Regions from separate parts of the Homo sapiens genome. Here regions 2, 3, 4, 5 and 6 are each linked to region 1. Evidence: chromatin loops called from intact Hi-C (ENCODE). Cell type or tissue: heart right ventricle. All regions are shown on one strand.

Region 1 (4,000 bases):
GTAGGGTCCAAAGTCCTTAGACTCCAGATCCTAAAACCTGCCTTCCATCCCAGACTTGGAATGGCATTTCTGATAAGGGAGAGACCAATGTAGTTCATACTGCAGGTGAATTTCTTTGACCATTGTGAGTTCCTGGAACTCACGGACAAAGGAGCTGGCCCTCATAGGTGATAGCCGTTTAACAAATCACCTAGATCTTTTTTTTTGTTTTGTTTTGTTTTTGGAGACAGAGTCTCATTGCTCTGTTGCACAGGCTGGAGTGCAGTGGCATAATCTCGGCTCACTGCAACCTCTGCCTCCCAGGTTCAAGTGATTCTCCCGCCTCAGTCTCCCAAGTAGTGGCTGGGATTACAGGCGTGCACCACCATGCCTGTATAATTTTTTTTGTATTTTTAGTAGAGACGGGGTTTCACCATGTTGGCCAGGCTGGTCTCAAACTCCTAACCTCAAGGGATCCACCCACCTCGGCCTCCCAAAGTGATGGGATTACAAGTGTGAGCCACTGTGCCAGGCTTTAAATCACCTAGATCTTCTTACCTCTTCATCAAATGATGATGGTGACTCTTAGGAGGAGAAAGCAGCGCTATAAATGGGAGTGGGACCAAACCAAATCTCTGCAGGCCATTCACCATTTCTGGAAATGGCTGTGAGGCTATAAATATCCAAGGGCTCCTGATGAAAATTTTAAAGAGCAAGACAATTTAAAAAATGTTTACATACCTTGTCATGTACAATGGGAGCATAAGCCCCATATACTCTCACTGCGGATTTCTCTTATCGCTAAGTCAGTTACAGAGGGACCCACCCTGTAGCATTTAAATAGATTGCAGTCCTCATTAATTTGTTTACCTGTATCCAAGAGTAAATTGGAGCAGAAGTATTTACACCTCTTTGGAATTACTTTATTGTGTTTCCTACTGAGTGGGCACAGAGTAAATATTTTTTCCTCATTTGTTAAGATGAGGAAGGTAATCATTCCCACCTTTATAGTGAACGTGAAAATATGAGAGGAGTTAAAATATGTAACGTTCCTAGCATATGGAAGGTGCTTAATAATTATTAGTATTAGTAATTACTAATCAGTATTAGAGGCAGCCGCACCTGGAGACTAAGAGCAAAGACTGGAAGCTTGAATGCACAGATCAACTCCTGGCTCAGCCACTCACCATATGTGAACCTGGGCAAGTTACTTTATCTCTCCGCACTTCCATCTCCTCATCTAAAACATGGGGATGCCAGTAATATCACCCTCTTAGGTGATGGATGAGGATTACACAAGTAATATCTTGCAAAGCCCTTGAAAAACAGTCTGGCACTTAGAGGCATTGTATTGGTGTTACATATTCAGTACTTACAACAACCCTCTGAGGTGGTTTTCCTCACCCACATTGTATAGATAATGAAACCAAAGCTTTGGGGTCACACAATTAACAGTGGGTCTCTATTTCTAAGCAACCAGAAGAACCAAGTCATTTCACGACCCCACATGAGAGGACTTCACATGGGTCTTCAGCAGCATAGACACTGTTCCATTCCCTGGCAGCACGTGACTGCCTAAGACTGGGTTATTATCTTTACTAGTATTCCTGATCACTTTTGGCATCAAGTGCTCTCAACCCAGAGCATGGTAGACGCTGGAGGTTAACAGCACTTTCTTCTGTTGATTTGATTAAATAAACAGGAAAGCAGGCCTCTTATGGTCCATATCTCTGGGAAACTGGCAGTAAGTGGATTGCACCAGATAACAAGGTCTGCTTTCTTTCTCCTCCCTGCCCCACAGCCCAGGAAGAAACAGACGGCTCGGAGGTGCTGATCCTTCCAGCTGTCCCCGTTGAGCCTCGGTTGTTTCGGTGAAGGAGCAAAGACAGCTTTTTTGTTTTTTTGTGTGTTTTTTTGAGACAGAGTCTTGCTCTGTCGCCCAGGCTGGAGTACAGTGGCGCAATCTCAGCTCACTGCAACCTCCGCCTCCTGGGTTCAAGCGATTCTTCTGCCCCAGCCTCCCGAGTAGCTGGGACTACAGGCACGCGCCACCACGCCCGGCTAATTTTTTTGTATTTTCGTAGAGATGGGGTTTCACCATGTTGGCCAGGATGGTCTCGATATCCTGACCTCGTGATCCACCTGCCTCGGCCTCCCAAAGTGCTGGGAAAAGGCAGCTTTTTAAAGCTGGCTGGGCTTTCCTTTTCCAGGAGAGAGAGGCAATGGTGAGAAACTAACAGCAAGACCAGAGGCGATTCCAAGTTTACTTGCCAATGTGTGTCACTGCCATCTGCTGGATGGAATGGGTATCAGACCGGGTCCCGTGTTTCTTCTCAGTGTTAATACGCAAATTCAGTGACTCCCATTGTGGGGGTTCAGAACCTAGTGGTGCATTTGCATCATTTCATAGCGTAAGTGTCTGCAGATTTTGGAAATCCCATGACAACTGTGCACAGGACGACCTCCACATGAGTAATCAAAAGGCAAAACAGGACCATCTTTGAGGCAACGTCCTACTTAGCATCAATGCTTCCCCAGATCAAATTTGATCTGTTCCCAAATGATTGATCTAATTGGTTAGAAAAAGCCCATAACCAGCAGGTGAGGGTATCTGGCAGAACTTGGGTCCTCTTGTCAATGGCAAAAAGTACTTACAGGGAAGTGAAATCAACATCTGGCTTTATTCTTGCGTCCCCTGAAATTATGTGTTCATGTATCCAACAGTTATTTATTGAGCACTTATCCTGTGTGCCAGGCACTGTATTAAGGAACTGAGAAAGCAAAGGTGAATAAACACAGTCCCTGCTCTTAACAATATATGGATATTTTCTGAGTGCTTATTTTGTGCTAGGCATATACATCCTGTTACATCTCATTTTATTCTCTGAACAACTCTAGGACTATTATTATCTCCTTTACAATGATCTCATATTATTACCTCATTTGTAGTTCAGAAAACTGAAGCTTAGAGAGATTCAGTAATTTAACCAAGAAAATACAGCACAGACAGAGATGGAGTGGGATTTGCATATGGGGTGGTGGGAATGGATGGGTAGGATAGAGAAGGATCAGTACCATGGACCAATGTAGCTTTTTCTCCCCCTCACATAGAAAGTCTGGGTCTTTTGTTTTACACACATTTTCTGTTCCATTGGCTACAAATTTCCAGCAAAGTGAAAGTGCTACAAAAACAAGTCAGTGATGATAGCAGTAGATGCTTTGGAAAGATTTATCAGGAAGAATATCCCTTCCTCTAGCCAGCATTTGAAATCTATCTCGTTAACATTCTCTTCAGTTCATAACTCTTCTTCTTAATAGCAGCGTTGGTGTCGGCAGCAAGGGCTGAATTGTTGTCAGTTCCCATTGGATAGAAAACAAATCCCTATTTTGGTCAGCATGACAGAGTACTTGTGAGCAAACGATTTGCTCAGCAAGAGATAGAGACCAATTCACATGTTCTGATCACAACAATCTCTCACAACAATCTCACACTGTTTTTGTTTTTTTTCTTTCTCTCTTGGCATAACAGCAGGGTGCTGGTGTGGCAGGGAGATACAGAGGTGGGGGCGAAGAGAGAACAGGAGGAATGGAAGCCGGTGGCAGAACAAGCAAGCCCTTTGCCAAGTGCCCTTGAAAAGGGCTTAAATAGTATGTCCTGGACAGAAAGGACTATGGGTGTAGATGAGAAAGCAGAACGGCTAATGGGGGCTAATGGCAGGGTTTTGTAGTCAGCCAGCTGAGTTAGAATCCCTGCTCTGCCACTAGCCTAGTCTTTGACTTCAGGAAACGGATATAACCTTTCTAATCCTCCAGGCAAGAGGAGGTACAGCTAGGGTTAGGGTAGGGGGAACACTGATGGAAGAGTCTGAGATCTATTTAGAAGGTAAAGTTGGCCGAGTGTGGTGGCTCACACCTGTAATCCCAGCACTTTGGGAGGCCGAGGTGGGCGGATCACTTGAGGTCAGGAGTTCGAGACCAGCTTGGCCAAAATGGTGAAACCCCACCTCTACTAAGAATAGAA
Region 2 (4,000 bases), 84 kb before region 1:
GTCTCTGATCCCTGGTCCTTTGTATCCTTTAACTTAGACTATTGGTATAAGTTTGTCTTCCCTGAAAACCAACAAACCAAACTATAACGTACTCCCTGCCTACTCCTTTACAGGGGTCCACCATTCTCCAAAACCAGCCTCACCCTCCAGCTACCAGGAAGTAATTGCTCTTCCTTGAAAACACTTGTCTCTCATCCTACCTTGACTCTTATGCCCTTGGCCATACTCTTCGTCTCCTGGCTCAACAACTCAACTCCCAGAGATCTTTTTGGAATGATTTCACATGTTACCTCCTCTTGGAAACATTCCCTGACTTCAGCAGGCCTGGGCTTCCCTCTCTGTGAAAGCAAGAGAATGTAGTATAGTGGCGAGTGTATGGGCTCTGGCACCAAACAACTTGGATTCAAATTCTGGCACTGCCACTTATGTGTTGTGTGATCTTGGGCAAAATCTTTCACCTTTTTGTTTGTAGAATAGGGGATTGTTGTGAGGACTAAATGAGTTAATATGGATAAAGAGCTTAGAAGAGTGCCTGGCATACTCTTAAGTGCTTATTCATGTTAGCAATGATCATGATCTTGCCTTGGTAGTGCCAACCACTGAATTGTGAGTCTTCCAGTCTTAGCTCAAGTCCTCTGAGGCACCTTCTCTCACTCTGTATGGCAGATTTCTCCTTTGGTTCCCCAGCACTTTGGACAGGTATTGTAACTGCTATTTTTCTTCTTAACCAGACTCCTTAGGCTTCATTCAAAGAGAGGGGCTTTTTTTTTTTTGTATTCGCATTGCCTAGCATAGCTACTGGCACGTAGAAGGTATTTGACAGATGTTTCTTGCATGTATTGTAATTGTGAATTTACATGCCTGTATCACCCATTTGGCTGTAAGCTCCGTGTATCCATTCATTTTTTGCACAAGGAGAAGGACTGGGATGCTAACTCAGACTGAGCATGGACTTGGAGCCAGATAGCCTCACTGAGATCAAGCAGTGCTACTTTCTGACTGTGTAAGCTTGAGCAAGTCACTTTTCCAGTCAAATTCTGATTAACACAATATATACCCCAGGCCTGGGCTCTAGCTGCACCTCAGTGTGCCTTATACCTGGACCATCAATTCCCATCCATGTCACCAGCCTTTCTCCAAACAGCTCCCCTCTGCCTAGGATGCCTTTCCCTCTTACACACTTGACACCTTCCTAGTTATCTGTTAGGACCCAGCTCACACATGTCTTTGAGGCTTTTAGAAAGCCATCTCTGATCTTTGTCCTATGGTAATACTTCTATATTATTTTATTATAATATCTTCCCAGCAAGGCTGCCGTGTGTGTATGTGTGTGTGTAATAACAGTTTCAGGCCAGGCACAGTGACTCATGCCTGTAATCCCAGCATTTTGGGAGGCTGAGGTGAGTGGATCACCTGAGGTCAGGAGTTCAAGACCAGCCTGATCGACATGGTGAAACCCTGTCTCCACTAAAAATACAAAATTATTCGGGCATGGTGATGCACGCCTGTAATTCCAGCTATTCGGGAGGCCGAGGCAGGAGAATCGCTTGAACCCGGGAGGCAGAGGTTTTAGTGAGCTGAGACTGTGCCATTGCACTCCAGCCTGGGCAACAAGAACCAAACTCTGTCTCAAGAAAAAAAAAAAAAAATCAAAGGGTCATAAACACAGCCTGCAATATGTATTCAAAACCAGGCAAAAGGAAACACCACAAAGCATCAAAAGGAAAGAGATACTTGTGACTAAATCCTAGGCTAAAATGATAATGTTAGTCAAGTCTTCTAAAAAGTTGACCAACTTTTCTTTAAAGAGTAGCTATTATGGATAAGATGAGAGAAAAGGAGGTGAAGAATTCATTAATATTGGGAAGATCCTTTGAAGGTGAAGACTGCAGGATGAGAGTGCTAAGGTGTCAGATTACTGTGTAATTAGGGACCAGTTCTGTTCCAGATCATCTCTATCTCTGGCAGAGTCTCCCTTTATTTTTGCAAACAATTGAATTCTTTCATTCATAACCTTTCCCTTTACATGGATGTGGTTCTGAGGGGATTCATCAAAGAGCTTGGAGATCATCAGCTGAATCAAGTTGTCTTTACATACCATGTTATGGAAATGAAATCTTTATCTCCCTTTCTGTTTTTAAAACAGGATTTAAATTCTGTCTTTGAAAATGAAAGCCTTCCCAGAGTATACTCTGGAACTTACATCTCTGAGAGATATAAACCCATCAAGAATGCCCAATGGTACATTGAAAAGTTTTTCCTTTTCACCTGCAAGAAAGAAACTTGTCTTTCTTTTTCAAATGACTTTCATTTTGTGGGCATTCATTTGATTCTTCTGGGTCCCAACTTACTTTTCTGGATGAATTAGACTGTCTTTAATTTGCTGCTTGATGCTTGTGTGGGAGTGAGCCATGCTTTGTTTCCAGAACTTCTTCCCTGTGGGATGTTGAGGAGTTAGTGCCAATTTTTTTTTTTTTTTCAAAGAAGGATGGAAGAGTCAAGTTTAGTACTAAGGATTAGCTCAGCAGTGGTTGCTAAACTCTTTGAAATCATTAGATGAAAAGCAAAAATAGAGCTGTACTAAGTATACAGATCATTGTTATTTTTGTTATTATTGTGGGAATTTTCCATTCAGAGAGTATATTATTACTGGATATTTTTCTCTCCAGATTTATGATGTTAAGTTTTGTTTAGGAAAAATGTGTTTCTTTGACAAGTACTTTTTACTTTTTTTTCCCCCCCCAAGATAACTTTCTTGTCTTGGTAGAAGCTGAACCCTATGGGATTCATTGTATCCAGGCATTATGTTCAGTGCCTAACACAGACCCTAGCACACAGTAGGGACCAGTTTGTTGAACTGAGTTGAATCTAATGGCTTGCCATTTTGAAGTGGTATCAGATAGCTGTAATCAAATATTGTTTCCTCTTCAATTAATTCAATGCAAGATTATGGCATTTTAAACCATTTTCTTCTTGAAATTCCAATTCTCCAGGTTTCATGGTCTGTCCAAGGATCCTAGCACTGTATCTGTGACCTGGGTAGGGAGTAGGAAAGTCAGATTCCATAAGGACAGTTTCTGCCCAGGCTTCTGCCCTGTGTTTTCCCTGGCTGCACTTCCCACCCCACCAGGCCCACACCTGCACTGCAGAGGCACGGGACCAGTTCCACCGAACACCTTCTGGCTGTCCTGAAATAAACTGACAGAACTTGCCACTCCCGGTACACCACCAGGCTCTGAGTTGGTTAACAATTCGCTGAGAAGACAGCTCTAGAATTGCTTCTGCCTACGAAGGGTGAGGATGGGTATATATAAGAGATTTCCAACTTGACAAATCCATTTGGGAAGGCTGAATTTGCAGTTTGAGGAGGGAGTTTGTTCAAAGAGCATCTGCATGAACATTCTGCTGGAGCAGCCTGTGGGCCGAAATCCACAAGGCTGGCACTTTGAGGTTCAACTTGATTCTACAGGCTCTGCGGTCTCATCCCAAAGTCACAGCCCACACAACTGGCATTTCCCCTGGTGGTTTGGATTAGACAACAGTCCCCAAGCTCTACTTTGGAGGCAAGATCTAAAAAAAAAAAAAAAAAAAAAGTTGGGGGTGGGGGCAAACAGGGAAGGGATTATGATCTATGTATCTGTTCATTTCCAGTCAGGGATTTGTGCCCCAGTGTCCCTGGGGTGGTGGAGGCATCAGCCTTGAGGGTAGTGCCACAAAAGGCTGTTCCCTGAGACAAACGAGCAGGGGAGGGTTGGTTTTCTTGGCTGCAAGTGGCTCTCTGGGAGCTAAGGAAGAAAGAAAAGGGAGTAACTCTGAGAGGCTCCTGCAAACCCTCTCTTTGCCAGTAGAGTTCAGATACTGCCCAGTCTTCCCTTGACACTAGTTGCCTACTCTTCCATCAATTACATTTTAAAGAGCTATAGCCAAACACCACCAAGGTCTCTATCTTTTAGGATTTCTGCTAATCCTTACCTTCAGATAAGAAATCCCCAGGCATTTC
Region 3 (4,000 bases), 340 kb before region 1:
CCTCAGGTGATCCACCTGCCTCGGCCTCCCAAATATTTGTTTTGTTTTGATATTACTATTTTGGTGTTTTCGATTGTTATAACATCTTTATTTATTTATCTAGCCCATAGTTAAAGTAAGTCCTTTTTCTATATTCCTTTTTATCGAAGGTATCTTAATTTTACTTGTTATTTTTCTCTCGTGCATGAATTTTAGAATCAGCATGGCAGTTCCATGAAGTTTGTATAGAATTGTGTGATTAGGTTAATTTGGGTGGTGGGGGCAGAGAATTGGCTTAAAGAATTTTCTTTTTACGATATAGAAGATTCCCATCTGAAACCATGGTTATATTTGTTAGAATTTGGTAAGGTTGTAGGGAACAGAAAAACTGAAAAGCCATTGCATAAGCAAATTATCTCTCATATTCAGAAAAACTGAATTGCAAGGATCACGGTCTGTGGTGTTAGGGATCCGTGCTCCATGTTTGCCTCCTTTCTGTTCTTCGGACACACTAGTCATGGTCCTGATGTACAATTTTATTTATTTATTATTTTCTTTAATGTTTTTAATGTTTAATTTTGGGGGGTACATAGGCGTATATTTATGGGTTATGTGAGATTTTGATAAAACCCACTGTATAGTTTTTGATGTGGTATGCAGTGAAAGCTGTCCCTCAGTCTTCATATGACATGGTCTTTCATATATCAAATCTACCTCCTTAGAGAGGTAAATTTTGCTTGGCCAACCAACATAAAGTAGCTTCCACAGTGATATCTGCTGTCTTGAGGTACTTATCTAAAATTATTTTGTTCATTTATTTGTTTACCCCTGCTTCCATGTATTTCCCACTTCTTCTTAATCGTCTATGAAAGCTTACAATGATTGTTTACCATTGTATGTATACCGAGTGTTTAGAACAATGCCTGTTTCATAATAGGCATTCAAATATTTGTTGAAATGGTGAGTTTTGGAAAAGGAGTATTTATAATCTCAGCTATTTCTTAGATATTTTTGTACAAAGGTGCACTTTTCATTTTTGTACAGTACTTTCTAGTAATTCACAGTCACACATGGCTTTATGCATATCTTTTCATAGTGATGTCTTTTTAAATTTAATTTTGCTTCCCTGGATACTTACATCACTTCAGTTATTTATTTATTTATTTATTTATTTATTTTTTAAGATGGAGTCTCACTCTGTCTCCCAGGCTGGAGTGCAGTGCACGATCTCGGCTCACTGCAAGCTCTGCCTCCTGGGTTCACGCCATTCTCCTGCCTCAGCCTCCTGAGTAGCTGGGTCTACAGGCACCCGCCACCACACCCGGCTAATTTTTTTTGTATTTTTTTAGTAGTGACGGAGTTTCACCGTGTTAGCCAGGATGGTCAGATGGTCTCGATCTCCTGACCTCGTGATCCACCTGCCTCGGCCTCCCAAAGTGCTGGAATTACAGGCATGAGCCACCGTGCCCAGCCTTACTTCAGTTACTTTTTAAATGAAACTGATAATAGACCCTCGATGTTGGCTCTTTTGTTAAATAAGAAGAAATAGTAGCGAATAATATTAGCTCTTGTCTTGACCAAACTGTATGACATTTAATAATATAGAATGATATTTTCATAGTTTTTAAAAACTATTTTGTTAACTTACACTTTTCGGGGGGATTCATTTGTGACTTTTTCTGCTAAGAAGATTCTGTTTTCTATTCTGCTTGTCAGTATAGCTGGGGTGAATTTGGGAAGCTGTATTGTGCTTAAACACCAGAGGGTGCCAGAGATTCATGTTCTTTCCATCATACTTCAGAATCAGAAGTGGCAAACAGGATAGTACCTCTGCATGTTTGCATAACCGTATTTCAACTGAAGATGTGATGATAATAAGGAATTAATATCAATATTTTTATGTGATCATTTATTTAAAGTCCTTATATTTTAGAGATACATAATAAAATATTTATGGATAATATCTATATACTATATCTGGTAGTGAAGGTGTTTTAACAACTAGGGGTTTTAGTGTGATTTTTATTACTTTAAAAAGACACTCTTGGAAAATAATATAGGACCAGATTATGTGCTGTTTGCATAGATGGTATTACTCCATCAATTTTAATGTCCATTTTTTCCATACTGCAGGAATTAGATTGTCTAGTGTATATTAACTTATTTAACTTTCATCATATATAATTCATTGTTTTATGTATTACGAGTCTGTTTGTCCTTGTGTATGCTCACGCTTGTAATCCCAGCACTCTGGGAGGCTGAGTTGGGAAGATCACCTGAGGTCAGGAGTTCGAGACCAGCCTGACCAACGTGGCGAAACTCCATCTCCACTAAAAATACAAAAATGAGCCGGGTGTGGTGGTGCGCCTGTAGTCCCAGCTACTTGGGAGGCTGAGGCAGGGAGAATTGCTTGAACCTGGGAGGCAGAGGTTGCAGTGAGCCGAGATGGAGCCATTGCACTCAAGCCAAAAACAAAAAACCCCCCAAAATTAGTTGGGCATGGTGGCGCACGCCTGTAATCCTAGCTACTTGGGAGGCTGAGGCGGGAGAATGACCTGAGCTCCGGAAGTGAAGGCTGCAGAAAGGTGAGATTGCACCGCTGCACTCCAGCCTGGGTGTCTTAATAAAAAAGAGAGAGAGAAAAAAGAAATGAGGTTGTTGAACATTCCAAGTGAATTATATGAGTGAAGACTTGGAGATTATATTGTGAAGTCTTTCAGAGTTTTTAGTCATATGTTGTCATAGTAAAGTTATGTTCAGGAAAATTTATCTGTGTACTTTAGTGCAGAATAAACTGAGAAGGAGGACGTTAGAGGTAGGTACACCATGAAGTGAAGGTTGAAGTTATATAGGTAGGAGATAGGGCATATCTTATTTATTTGTCATGAGCATTCTCAAGAATGGTCAAAGCCAAGAGACAGTTATAATGCTGTGGTGTGAAAAATCTAAAAATTTCTTGTTAAGAAATTAAATTAGGCCAGGCGTAGTGGCTCACACCTGTAATCCGAGCACTTTGGGAGGCCGAGGTGGGCGGATCATCTGAGGTCTGGAGTTCGAGATCAGCCTGGCCAACATGGTGAAACCCTGTCTCTACTAAAAATACAAAATTAGCTGGGTGTGGTGGTGCATGCCTGTAGTCCCAGCTACTTGGGAGGCTGGGACAGGGGAATCGCTGGAACCTGGGAGGCGGAGGATGCAGTGAGCCGAGACTGTGCCATTTCACTCCAACCTGGCAGCCTGGGCAACAGAGTGAGACTCTGTCTCAAAAAAAAAAAAAAAAAAAAGAAATTGATAATTGAACTGAGAACATGAATATAGGAAAGAGCTAGTACATACTTCAGGAAACAATTGATAACTAAATATTTCCTAGTATACTATAGATCAGCAGTCTCAGAGTTACCCAGGGAATTTGTTAAAATTTTGGTTCCTGGAGCTGATCTAATCTAGAATAAAATCTCTGGGGATTGGGTATGGCAGGAACTTGTATTTTAAAAATCCTTATAATGAACATATTTCTGATGTTCATTATAAATTTAGGAACTATAAGTATATATAGACCAGCATTTGACAGACATTTTCATGAAAATGAATGAAGTGAGTCTGTCACTTTAGGGAAAAAACCTGACAGTATTTTTTTTTTTTTTTTTTTTTTTTTTTTTTTTTTTGCCAATGATAAAGTTGGAGCTATCAAGCAAAAATGAAAACTTTGCAAAACATATCTATTACCATGACTTTGACAGCTTTCCAATAGTTATATTTTCTGATTTGGTTGGTGGAGATACATGTAATTTTGGATTATGTATTAGAATCTAAATTTGGAAGAACTGTATGACTCAGTGAACTAGTATTTTCCATATTACCAATGGATGATGTTGCAAAACCATGTCTGAGTAACAGATCCCATTCAAAATGCAAGAGGACCCGTGGATTTTAAAAAGATTTGTAAAAATAGAAGGCAGTACCACTCTTGATCTATTTTTAAATTTTGATATGTTAATTTTTGTTAAAGTATGTTATTTAT
Region 4 (4,000 bases), 270 kb before region 1:
TTATATTATAGCTCTTACTTATATTCACAGTTCTCCAAGGAAAAATCAAAGCTAATTCTTAAAGAAAAATGTTTAGCAGTCCTTTGAATAAATTTTAAGAAAATAATAGGTAAAACCGATCTCTGGACATAGTTTATGTGAGTTTTCAGAGGTCTTTGCAAGTGTCTTAGTAAAAGTTTAAAGAAAATAACCATAGTGTAAGTAGGAAAGTCTTGACATGAGGTTGTCAGCTTGGCCATAGGAAATAATCAATTTACTGCCTTTCAGAATTCACTGTTTATTTGGCTTTTTGCTGTTCTTGTGTGTCGAATTCCTTGGTGGGCTGAAGCACTTTCTTAATGTTTGGAGAAAATGGCAGAAAATAGTCTTTTGAACAAATTCCATCTAGTAGCAGTTTGGTGGGGATGAGTAGGTGAGGTAAGATGTTAGAGGGCTGGGTAATAGTTGTGAATAAACCATCAAAGGACTTTACATACCCCACCTTTCACCCCAGATTGGTTTGGCTTAAAGCTGACAATGACAGCAGGATCTTGAATTAGAAGGTCCAAAGCTCATAGGGTGGTTTATTTTCACTGTTTATTCATATAAGTGATGTTATTGGGTGACTCCAAACACATGGTTCTCCTACAGATGATATCACCTAAATGCCAAACACTGTAAAGTATTCACAGGTACAAAATCTTTTTATTCTAGTAAGTGATAAGTTAAAGAGAAAATTACATTGCACTGAAGACGTATGATGGTAGAGGGAAATAAAAAGTACTACTAAAGTGCATAGGAGTTGCACCTAGGCTAGACCTGGGGTAAGTTTGTGTTTGTAGGCACTGGGGACACTTGATATCCTAGCTGAATCCAAAAGAACTTAGATGATGTGGCAATAAGGATAGGATCAGTGGAGTTCAGTGAAGAGAGAATGCTATGTGCAATTAATTGTCTGTATCAAAAAGGAAAAATATTTTGTTCATAATCAATAGTTTGAGACAAGAAGAAAGGAATGAGAGATGAGACTAGGGAGAGAAACTTTGGTGTGGTCATGGATGGCCATATATGTCATGCTTAGATGTTTAGACTTGGTTCTTATAGGAAAATCTTAGCCACTGGAGCATTTCAAGCAAGAAAACAATTTTGTCAGATTATTTTTGAAAGATCCTTCTCACTGCAGTGTAAGCAATATTAACACTGGAAATAGGGAGGTTTTTTAGAAGGCTGTTGAAGTAATCTAGGCAGAAGATAATGGAAGTGAAAATGTAAAAGTAGATGGCTTAGAAACTATTAAGGGGGTAGAATAGATAAGTGGCAGATGGACTATAGAGAAAGATTTGAGGATGACATCCAATTTTCTGGCTTAGGCATTCCTTGAAATGAAGAGGAGGAAGGGAAGGAATGATAGTTTGAAACATGTAGAATTTGGGATACTTATAATACATTCAATTGGAAATCATTAAGAAATTGAACAGTGGCATCTGGAAAATGAGAGAGCGTTCTGTTGGAGATAAAGATGGGGGTGATCATTAGCTATGACAGGCAGTATATTATCTCTATAGCTCTCATAATTACAGAGCTAGAATTGTAACTTGAAGCCAGTGATTCCGTGTCACATCAGTGTTTTCTTCTGTAAAGTACTATTGAAACATAGACATTTAGGAGTGATGAAATGGGGCAGAAGTTAACATGCAGTGTTGTCTGTATTCTGAAATAACTAGAAAGGAATAAAATGAAGGTGATAAAGATGAGAGATCTGTTGCTTCAGAAGTTCTGCTTGTTGACCAGCAGAGGGCAGTGAATTTTGAAGCTCAGTATTTTTCTGTCCTGTGTTCCCCTTTAAGGCCTAGAAGCTTGGGTATTGTGAATATAGATTTTCAGTGTTCTTGTTACACTGGGTCAGGTATCCAGGGCACATTTATTTATTTTTGCTTCTGAGACTTAGAAGATGTTCAGTTTTTTTTCTTTTTTCTGGAGCCAAGTCTTCATTCTACTCCCTATTTCTCACATTTGGACCTTGTTTCCTCCTTAAAGCTGAAAAGACTTGAGCTATCCCTTAAGAGCTGCCATGGTGGCATGAGGTTGGGACTTAGTGTAAATCAGGTAGAATCTGAGAATGTCATGAATCTTTGCCTCTTGATTCCTCTATTAAGAAATTCTCAGTTTTTGTGTTTGGTTAACTGTTCAGATTCAGGGACACAAATTTTGCTTTTATTAGTCGTAGGATTCAGGGAATTGAATGAAAGAGATTGACTTTTAGTTTCTAGAGACAATATTGAAAAGCTTAGTTGATTCTGTACAGCAGCAGGCTCCTCCACTATTTAATTTGAGGGGTGTAAGAAAAACTTACTGTCCACCCGTCACATGTCTGAAATGGCCATCAGTCTACTTTGGAGCTTTAGGCATTCAAGGCTCCCTTAAAATTCAGAAATTTCACTGAGAGGGACAAGGTAAGTATGGCAGCACAAATGATTTCTCTTGAGTTCAGTAACCAGTGATTTAGTGAAGACTTGAGATAATAGGACCTAGGTAGGAAAAGTTTAACTAGTTTTAACTACGGGATGGGAAAAAAGGTCTGGAGCTAGAATTACACTGTTTCCTGTTTGTAAACCTTCAGTGCCTTCCTACTGACTAGGGAATTCATTATGAGAATAGGGCCAACATTTAGAGAGCGTATGCCATTGTCATTTAATCTTCAAACCAGCCATTTGAGATAATTAGTGTTACTATCCCTATTTTGCAGATTCGGAAACTGAGGCACAGAGAAATTAAGTAATTTGAGATTGCCTATGGAGGAGACAACGAGTGTTTGCCACCATTCAGTTCTGTATATCTTATGCCGCCTAGCACAGTTCTTGCCCATAGTAGGTACCCAGTAACCCAGAGAATTTTGAATGGAATCAGAACGTAGACTAGCATGAAGCTACATTACCGTGGATGGTGGCTCTTGGGAGGAGAGGCCCGTATGGAGTCACTGCAAACCCCAACAGGATTCCCGAAGCCACTGGGTTCATAAAGATGTCCTTTCTGCTTCTGACTTAGAGCAGTCATCCAATTTAAGGAAATGTGGAAAAAGAAGTAGAAAAATCTTTAAAGGTTTTATTTCACAACACTGCTGTATTAAGTTGAGGGATAAAAATTGGATTACTAGTTATTTTTGGTTATTTAGTATCATTATTAAAATGGTGTTATTTATCTAAAATTGATAACTGATGATTTTCCATTTTTTCTTGTTAGAGCAATAGAGTTCCTCAGAAGTTTCATTATAAAAACAAGAAACTTAGTTCAGTGGTATAACAAAACAAATTAGGTGAGATAAGTTGTTAGTGGGCTGGGTAACATTAATGAGTAACAATTATGAAGGCTAACATAATTGATCTGGCAATTTTAGAAGATGTTAACATTTAGGTTTGAGTAGGCTTCCTAGGACATCTTTTGTGCACCTGGGAAATGAATTGGTCGTTTCATCTTTCATTTTCATCCAGGTGAAGAATCCAGATTAAGGAATATCCTCATGTAGAAAGTTACATGGGAAAACCTTCTATTTCCGAAGTGAACAGTACACTAACAGTGAGAAGAATAAACAGCGTTTTTTTTTTTTTTTCTTCTTCTTCTTCTTCTTCTTGCAAACTCTGGGCCCTTAACCACATTAGTATTCTTTGTGATTTCTAATGTGACCAGAAATCAGTCCTAGTCAACTCTGGGGAAAGGACTTGGTGAGGCAGAGGAAAATTAAAACTGATGGTGAAAAAGCAGGTTTGGTTTTTATGGCTGTAAGTTACCTGTGCACTCTCTACCCCCTTGACTGTGGATAACTGAGAGTAGCTGGTTATTCTGGCCAGGTCATTGTGATTGACAAGTTACAGTTGTGGACTTTGCCAAATCAAAGCTCAGGAATAAAAATGCTATATATTTTGTATTCAGATTCAAGAAAGATTGACTTTCTAAGTTAGCTGCTATTTGGGGGAAGAGAATGCTATCACCTTCATAAAGTTGTGAATTATGAAAGACATTTCTG
Region 5 (4,000 bases), 240 kb before region 1:
AAGTCTGTCCTGTCTCTAACATTTCTAAGCAAATTCTCACACTTTTTTTTTTAAGATGCAGGATCTGGCTATGTTGCCCAGGCTGGTCTTGAACTCCTAGGCTCAAGTGATCCCCCCAACTTCAGCCTTCCAAGAAGCTGGGACTGCAAGTGTGCACCACTATGCCCAGCTTCACACATCTTTCGTATTCTGAATTTCCATTTTGATTCACATCAGAATGCCTTTGTGAGGCACACACAGCAGGTGACGGTGCAGGTAGTGTATGGCCCGAGAGCTGTGGGAGATTTGTTGTTTGTCTCAACTCCTATTTCTTTCACATTCTGCCTTTCTGTTTCCTTGTCTTCTCGAAAAGAGTGTTTATCGAATAGCTTACAGTTAGTGATACCCTTATTTTGTCACATGTCCATTGTACCCCCAGCACTGTGATGGGTCCACAGAGATGAGCCAAATCAGGGAGACACATCTATCACTAAATAATGACATGGGGCATGCTGGGTGCTGTGACGGCATGTGCCAGGTCCTGTGGGCCATGCAGGAGGAGGGCCTACTCTGGAAGAGACAGGGACTGGGGTGTTTTTTACATGAGACCTGGAGAATAAATAGGAGTGACTTAGGCTAAGCAGGAAGGTTTTCTAGGCAAAGGCTGAAGGTGTCATGCCATGTCTTATTTGGAGAATTGCTTAACTAAAGCTGGGGCATGTCTGGTTCAGAGTGCAGAGTGACAGCTTTTGTGAGCTAAGCTAAGGAGTACAGGAGTTAACTAGACTGTCTTGTCAGACCCCGCTGGTGGTTTTGCACAGAACATGTATCTCAAACTCCCTTGACTCAGGTGCTCCTGAAGGATAGTGCCTATTCGAATGTAAGTATGGGTGGTCCTGGCTTTCATGTAGTTTCCACTTGGCCCCCCATTCGTGCACGTACACAACCACCTTCGTCCATCTGATTTGGTCTTTCAGAGGTCGCAGATCTAATGATAAAGCATCTCGGGGTGGCCCCACCTACCTGCCAGGTACCACCACCGAGGGAACAGCCAGTGAGGGGTCACTGCCTTGCCACCAAATCAGTATTTGAAGAGAATCCTTGCTGCTCCCCATTCTGGGGTCTCCTCCACCCCAATACCATCCTTTCCTCCTCCTTGGTAGGGTTGGTGGGGGTGGGTGAGGGCAGGGACAGCTCTGGGTTATCTATAGACAGCCTCACACGTATCCACTGAGGTCCCACTTTTGGGATTTGTGTTTTTGGTAACAGGCAACAAGTGCCCCTTGACTGCAGCCTCGCTTGGGGGAAAACTCATGACTGGTGAGAGGTTTGGAGATGGAGGGGTTGTGGGCCCAGGCTGGATCAGAGGTCTTATCCAGCAGGGCCTCCTCCCTGGGCACTCAGCACCCAGGGAGCCTCTTAGCTGCCTGGCAGCTAGCATGGGCCTAAGGGTAGAAGTGCCTACAGAGACCATAATTAGGGATTTTATCATCTTGTTTTAGCTCCTCTGGAGCGGAAAGTCTGGAAGTCAGCGGGACCCCAAGCAGCTTGGCAGAGCCTGGCAGTGTCCTCCTGACAGTTGGTGGCAGCACAGGCCACCCTTTGAGTCACAGGCATGTTCCTCTGGGCTTCCCCAGAGGGATCAGGTGGAAACTGAGCACAGGAGGCCCTTTAAGCTGGCCTTGTGGAAGCCACAGGCAGCAGGTTTGCTTGTGCTGTTTCAGTGTTAACCCGGGTTAAGCATTTTCAAATGCTTCCTGCCCCAAGCTTTCTAGGCATCTGTCAATGGGCCTCCTGAAAGCCCTTCTTACTCACATGCAGTTCTGACCAGAGAGCTCCCTGCATCTCCTCACCTGCTGAGACCCTTCTCCTCACGCAGGTTGATAGAAGAAGTCTGGTATCCCAGCCATCACTCCCCAAAGGGATTCCCTGTTGTCTCTCAAGCTAGAAACTCGAGGAAGATCGGTGTCTCCCCTTTCATTATCCTATTGTCCGGGGGGATGAAGCCTCCGGCTCTGCAATCAAGACAAATAGACTTGTTTTACCTCCAACCCTCTGCCTCTAACTGGAGCCCCAAGTTTTATAGCCCTGCACCAACTAAAGGCCCATTAACCAGCAACTGGCTCCCTAGTCATTTTGCTAGAACTAGTTTGTTATCTACTAGGCTGGTCTGTCTGTTATACGAAGGGATTTGAGAGAAGAAATCCCTTCCAAGTATAGCCATGGGTGCCTGGTTGAGCCCCGAGGAGGTTATGCCTTCACTGGGTGTGCACTTCGGGTGCGAAGGAAATTAGTTCTCTCTCCCCAGGCCTGCACAGAGCTGCCGGTGTGGCAGTCACGGTCCAGGCTGGAAGAGGAGGTCTGGGTTTCACCTGGTCCCTGGACACCACGCAGGGGGCGGATGCAGGGCAGAACCCGGCAGAGGAGCAGCTGCCTGCGCCCTCTCCCCACCCCACCTCTCCTGTTTCCGCCCTGGCGCACAGGCCACGTGTCAGGCCACATCTTCTCACAGCTCAGAAACGTGGTCATGGAGATCAGGAGGATAAATACATTCATTCTCCACCTCAGCGTGGGATGGGAGTGGGGGAGCTGCCCTGAAATGCCCTCCAGGAAGGTCTCCAAGGGAGGCCTTTAATTAGCGCCTGGGGGATATAAAACTTGGGGCTCCAGATAGAGGCAGAGGGTTTGAGGTAAAAAGGGCAGAGGGAGGGTCCCTGTGGCCCTATAGCCAGGGCTCATATTTCCCTACTCAAAATCTAGATCTGTGATTTGACTGGAGGACCCACAGCTGCCATATCCATAGACCAAGAGCCTGAGGAGCCGCCTCCAGGTGGGGTCCATGTCACAGCTAACGGGCGCACGTGTTTCTCCCCCACCTGGATAGTGGAGAGTCCTGAGGAAGGGGAGCAGGAAGGGTTCTGACGGGAGAGATTAGGGACAGGCGCGGGCAGCCTCCCAAGGCCCCAGTGACTGGGCAGCATGTGCTGTTGGGCAGTTACTCCCCTGTCCAGCCTCAGCGGACTGATCTGTCCGAAGAGGAAAGGTGCCTGCTGTATATGCAAATTGGGATGATTCAATATGCAAATGTCCTCACAGAGGCCAGGGCAAGTGAAGTGCTTAGTGAACTAAAAACATAAGTGAACAAATAAGCTTCTTACCAAATCGGACCCCTCACAGACATTTCTCTCTTAGCCAGAACAAACTTGCAGCTTTGGGGAAGTTTGAGGGAAAAAAAAAAAAGTTGTGCCGTCCTCCCTGGTAGGGAGCCTGCAGTTTGGAAATCTTAAGAGGCCGAGCAGCAAGTTTGCACAGGAAAGAACAGAGTGCGGGGGTTTGTTGCCTCTGTCCTGCCCCTCTGTGAGCTCACTCGTGTCCCTGCTGAACCTCATCAGGGTCTAAATAACCAAGATCGAATGCAGTAAATAAAACAGAACCATAGGAGTATCGTTTCATCGTGGATTTAACAATTTCAAACTTTCATCAGAGGTTTGTTCAGAGGAAGGGGAGGAGGCTCTTCATTCTCCATTTAAGAAAACCAGACCACAGCATCTTCTTTAGATCCAAGGCCTCTGGTACTGGACCTGGAGCCTTTGAGCTCTGGGAGTTTATTGTAAACATCAATGTCGCCAAAACCCACAACTGAGGGCTGTTCCTGGGAAGTGGGTGGATGGGCGAATTTTTCTTTTTTTTTTTTTAATTCCAAAAATAATGTGATTTCTCTCTCTGTATCTTTATGTCACATGGGCTCTGAATGTGCCCAGCTGGTCATTCTCTTTTATAGGTAAATATGTGCCCATTTTATTAAAAGAAAGGCCTCTTACAATGCAGCTGGTAAGCTTCCTGCTCGCTAGTCCTCACAGATTCCTTGTTGCAACCGAAGCGGGCGTGTTACTTTGATAGTCATATGAAATAACCCTAACTTTGCCTGGGGATATTTATAACAAGACATGCAGAATTATTGCACCATAAAGGCTGCTTTGCTGATTCTTGCTGATTAGAAACTTAAAAAAAAGACGAATGG
Region 6 (4,000 bases), 410 kb before region 1:
AAGTAATTGAAAGAAGGGAGGAGAAGGCATTCACTAGCGGTGGGGGCGCTGCTGCAGGGGGTCCAGAGGTGAATGGTCATGCAGGGAGTATGTTTGCCATGACAAAACCCGGACTGTTTGTTAAGCAGGGAGGAAGTGATGATTTTTGGAGGCCCTGTGAAGCAGACAGGCCATCTGAATGGAGCTGTTTGGGTGACTCAGAAGTTACTATGATCAGTTGGGGCTTGAAGTTGTAGGGTGTAATTATGCTGATGGGATAGTAGGTGCCCCAGGGGCAGGCCTGATAACAGGTTGCGCTGCATGCATAAAGGGGCTTGGGAAGTTAAGACGGTTTCATGGTTACAGGGCTGTGTATGGGCTTTTCATTGCTCGTGAATTATTTCATGAATTAGGACTTAAACCACTTCCTCAGCCCTCTCTGTCTTGCAGGGGAAGGCTTCTATCCAATTTATAAAGGTATGAACACAGACCAACAAGTATTGAAATCCCCTTGACTTAGGCATATGGGTGAAGTCTAACTGCCAGTCCTCTCCGTGATAGTGCCCTATTCTTTGTTCCCCCAGAGGGGCCTTACGATGGACCAAGGGATTATTCCTTTGGCACACTTCACAGGTTTTGACTACTTGCTGGATGGTGTGGAGGAGATTTGGCCCTGTAAATAGGGATATGGCCATTTGATGAATGTTCTCAATACCTATATGAAAAGTTTGGTGGAGGGTCTTAAGTATTTTCCACTGACTGACTTTGGGTATGAGTACCTTTCCCTCTTCTGTTGTTAACCACCCCGAGGGGAGAAAAATATGCCCCCGTGAAAGTCCCCATTCTGTTTCAGTCAGGGAATACTGGGGGTTAATCTCTTGGAGAGGGTTGTTCCATACCAAGGGTTCCTCCATAGGTATTCCTAATGGGAGATTCTGCCTGGCAGCAATTTTGGCCTCAGCGTCTGCCTGACGGTTTCCTTCTGCCTTTTCTCCTTCACCTTTTTGATGGCTTTGGCAGTGTAAGACTGCCACCTCCTTGGGTTTTTGCACTGTGTGCAATAACTTCATGATTTCCTTGAGGTATTTAATGGGGGTTCTCCCAGAGGTTGGGAACTCCCTTTCTTTCCGTATTGCAGCATGGGCATGTAGGATTAGATAAACATACTTGCTATCTGTATACACATTTATTCTTTTTTCCTTTCCCAGTTCTAAGGCTCGGGTAAGTGCCACTAGTTCTGCTAACTGGGTGCTGGTCCCTGGGGGAAGAGGCTTACTTTCAAGTACTGTTACATCACTAACTATGGCATAACCTGCCCTTTGTATCCCATTCTCCACAAATGGACTTTCATCGATATATAGGTTAAGGTCAGGATTAGCTAAGGGGACTTCTAAGAGATCCTCTTGGGTGGCGTAAGTCTGGGTCACAATTTGTTGGCAGTCATGCTCGATTGGTTCTCCATCCTCTAGGAGAAAAGTAGCAGGGTTGAGGGCTGCACAAGTACATATTTGAAGCACCGGTCCCTTAAGGAGTAGCGCCTGGTATCTAAGCAGGCAGTTGTCTGATAGCCATAAACTTCCTTTGGCACGTAGTGTGCCATTTACATCATGAGTAGTCCAGACAGTGAGATCCTTTCCTTGTGTTATTTTGATACCCTCTGATACTAAGATGGCCACCGCTGCAACTACCCGTAAACAGTGAGGCCAGTCTTTTACTACTACATCAATTTCCTTACTTAGGTATGCCACTGGTTATGGGGTTGTCCCATGAGTTAGAGTAAGTGCTCCAAGAGCTATTCCCACTCTCTGTGGCGTATAAAGAGAAGTTTTGTCCTGTGGGAAGGCTTAAGGCTGGAGCTTGTACTAGGGCCTGCTTTAAGGTTTTGAAGGTTGTTTTTGCCTCTGGTTCCCATTCTACTAGATACAGTATTTGCCCTCTGGGTCTCCTTGATTAGCATATAGAGTGGCCTGGCCATCTTGCTGTAGCCAGAGATCCATAGTTGGCAAAAGCTGGTGATCCCAAGGAACCCCCGCAACTGTTTTAATGTCATAGGGCAAGGATAAGCCAGTATAGGTTGTATTTGTTCCTTGCTGAGGGCCCTGGTTCCTCTGGCTAAGATTAGGCGTAGATATTTGACTTGTTATAGGCAGAGCTGGGCCTTCAATTTAGACGCCTTGTACCCTTGATTAGCTAGAAAGTTCAAGAGATCTAGAGTAGCCTGCTGGCATGAGGCTTCCAAACTGGTATCCAAAAGTAAATCATCCACATACTGAAGGACCAGAGTGCCTGGACTTGAGAAGTGGCCTAGATCTTGGGCCAGTGGCTGATCAAACAGATGAGGGCTATCCCTAAACCCTTGAGGCAAGACTGTCGATGTGGGATGTGTGGTCTGTGGGATCCTCAAAGGCAAAGAGAAACTGAGAGTCAGAGTGCAGGGGAGTGCAGAAGAAGGCATCCTTGAGGTCCAGAGCAGTGAACCATTCTGCTTCTTCTGGTATTTGAGAGAGCAGGGTATAGGGGTTGGGTACAACTGGATATAGAGGAATTACTGCCTCATTGATGAGTCTAAGATCTTGCACCAGTCTCCACTGACTGTTTGGTTTTTGTACTCCTAGAATTGGGGTGTTGCAGGGACTGCTGCATTTTCTTACTAAGCCTTGAGCTTTTAAATGTCTAACAATATCCTGTAATCCTTTAAGAGCTTCAGGCCTTAAGGGATATTGCCTTTGATAAGGAAAAGTGGTGGGGTCTTTTAGCCTGATTTGGACTGAGTGGGCATTTTTAGTCCTTCCAATGCCCAGACTTCAGGGTTGATTCCCTCCTCAACTAGGGGACAACAAATGGGTAACTTGTTATTCATGCAAATAATAACTCCAGCTTTGGCTAATATCTCCCTCCCTCATAAGGGTGTAGGACTTTCAGGCATAACAAGAAAGGCACGTGAAAAGAGCAAAGTCTCCCAATTACAACTGAGAAGGTGGGAGAAATACCTGGTTACAGGCTGTCCCAGGATTCTTAGGATGGTAATGGACCTTGAGGACGGCTGTCTGGGGCAGGAGATTAACACTGAGAAGGCCGCGCTGGTGACCAGGAGGAAGTCAATTTCCTGGCCCTCAATGGTTAAACTTACCTGGGGCTCAGTGAGGATGATGACATGAGCTGGTGCTTGCCCTGAGCACCCTCAGTCCTGTTGTTGGATCATCTGGTCGGGGGCCTCTGGCTCAGAGAACCTTTGTTTTCTAGGGCAGGGTGCCTTCCAGGGATTGCCCTGGCATAGTGGACATGGGTGAGGGGGCGCTTGTTTCTCACTGGACAGTCTTTTTTAAAGTGTCCTTGCAAACCACACTAATAACAAGCCCTACCGGGTTATTGCCCTGCTCCATTTTCTGTCCTCTCTGAACCATCAAGGTTTGTTTGTCTGAGGGCCATGACTAAGGCTGCGGCCTTTCTCTTACCTTGCTTTTCCTTTTCGTCCTGTTCCTCTCGGTCCCTATTATAGAACACTGAGGTTGCCAGGTTTAATAATGCCTCCAGATTTTGTTCAGGGCCCAGGGCTCACTTTTAGAGCTTTCTCCTGATATCTGCAGCTGATTGCATAATAAACTTATCTTTGAGGATCAATTAACCCTCAAGGGTGTCGGGTGACAGGGGAGTATATTTTCTTAAGGCCTCCCGTAGCCGCTGGAGCAAGGCAGTAAGATTTTCTTCCTTTCCCTGAGTTATGGTGGACATCATTGAATAATTCATGGGCTTTTTCCTAATTCTCCTTAGTCCTTCTAGAACACAGGTCAACAGATGTTTGTGACTCCAGTCCCCATGATCTGAGTCTGGGTCCCAGTGGGGATCCGTACTAGGGATGGCTTGCTGACTGGTAGTGAATTTATCCCTTTCTTTGGCTGTTATTCTGTCATTTACTTGACTAAGAGACCAGGTATCTTCGAACTCTTGGGCTGCAGCTAAAGCCACATTCTTCTCATTAAAGGCCAGGGTTTGATCTAACAATAGCAAGACATCTCTCCAA

What was found. Peaks named below come from ENCODE experiments on the same cell type or tissue, not always from the same donor. Only the 100,000 strongest peaks of a DNase experiment are listed, where the experiment ranks them.
Region 2: it touches region 1 in a loop (2.8-fold over the local background); 11 of 110 quality-filtered maps call a loop at or near these places.
Region 3: a loop joins it to region 1, with 2.9 times the contacts of the local background. A loop is called at or near these places in 31 of 110 quality-filtered maps.
Region 4: it touches region 1 in a loop (6-fold over the local background); 70 of 110 quality-filtered maps call a loop at or near these places.
Region 5: a loop joins it to region 1, with 2.7 times the contacts of the local background. A loop is called at or near these places in 37 of 110 quality-filtered maps.
Region 6: it touches region 1 in a loop (5-fold over the local background); 7 of 110 quality-filtered maps call a loop at or near these places.

The regions. Positions count from the first base shown.
Region 1 is chr18:26,647,632-26,651,631 of GRCh38, forward strand. It overlaps a transcript of KCTD1 not described here. Among named protein-coding and RNA genes, the nearest start is that of PCAT18, 54 kb to the right of the region's middle. RefSeq lists an enhancer at 3,383-3,884. In heart right ventricle, a CTCF peak has its summit at 2,276 (motif pointing left); a DNase peak (open chromatin) is centred at 2,270; H3K4me3 peaks cover 607 bases; H3K27ac peaks cover 1,041 bases.
Region 2 is chr18:26,563,259-26,567,258 of GRCh38, forward strand. It overlaps a transcript of KCTD1 not described here. Among named protein-coding and RNA genes, the nearest start is that of KCTD1, 17 kb to the left of the region's middle. In heart right ventricle, no CTCF peak of the experiment used is centred here; no DNase peak of the experiment used is centred here.
Region 3 is chr18:26,305,637-26,309,636 of GRCh38, forward strand. The region is part of intron 9 of TAF4B (TATA-box binding protein associated factor 4b); the gene reads left to right. Among named protein-coding and RNA genes, the nearest start is that of TAF4B, 81 kb to the left of the region's middle. In heart right ventricle, a CTCF peak has its summit at 1,732 (motif pointing right); no DNase peak of the experiment used is centred here.
Region 4 is chr18:26,382,109-26,386,108 of GRCh38, forward strand. The region is part of intron 14 of TAF4B (TATA-box binding protein associated factor 4b); the gene reads left to right. Among named protein-coding and RNA genes, the nearest start is that of LINC01543, 39 kb to the right of the region's middle. In heart right ventricle, a CTCF peak has its summit at 1,770 (motif pointing right); no DNase peak of the experiment used is centred here; H3K27ac peaks cover 221 bases.
Region 5 is chr18:26,404,022-26,408,021 of GRCh38, forward strand. No RefSeq gene overlaps it. Among named protein-coding and RNA genes, the nearest start is that of LINC01543, 17 kb to the right of the region's middle. In heart right ventricle, a CTCF peak has its summit at 1,555 (motif pointing right); a DNase peak (open chromatin) is centred at 1,595.
Region 6 is chr18:26,233,306-26,237,305 of GRCh38, forward strand. The region is part of intron 1 of TAF4B (TATA-box binding protein associated factor 4b); the gene reads left to right. Among named protein-coding and RNA genes, the nearest start is that of TAF4B, 8.9 kb to the left of the region's middle. In heart right ventricle, no CTCF peak of the experiment used is centred here; no DNase peak of the experiment used is centred here.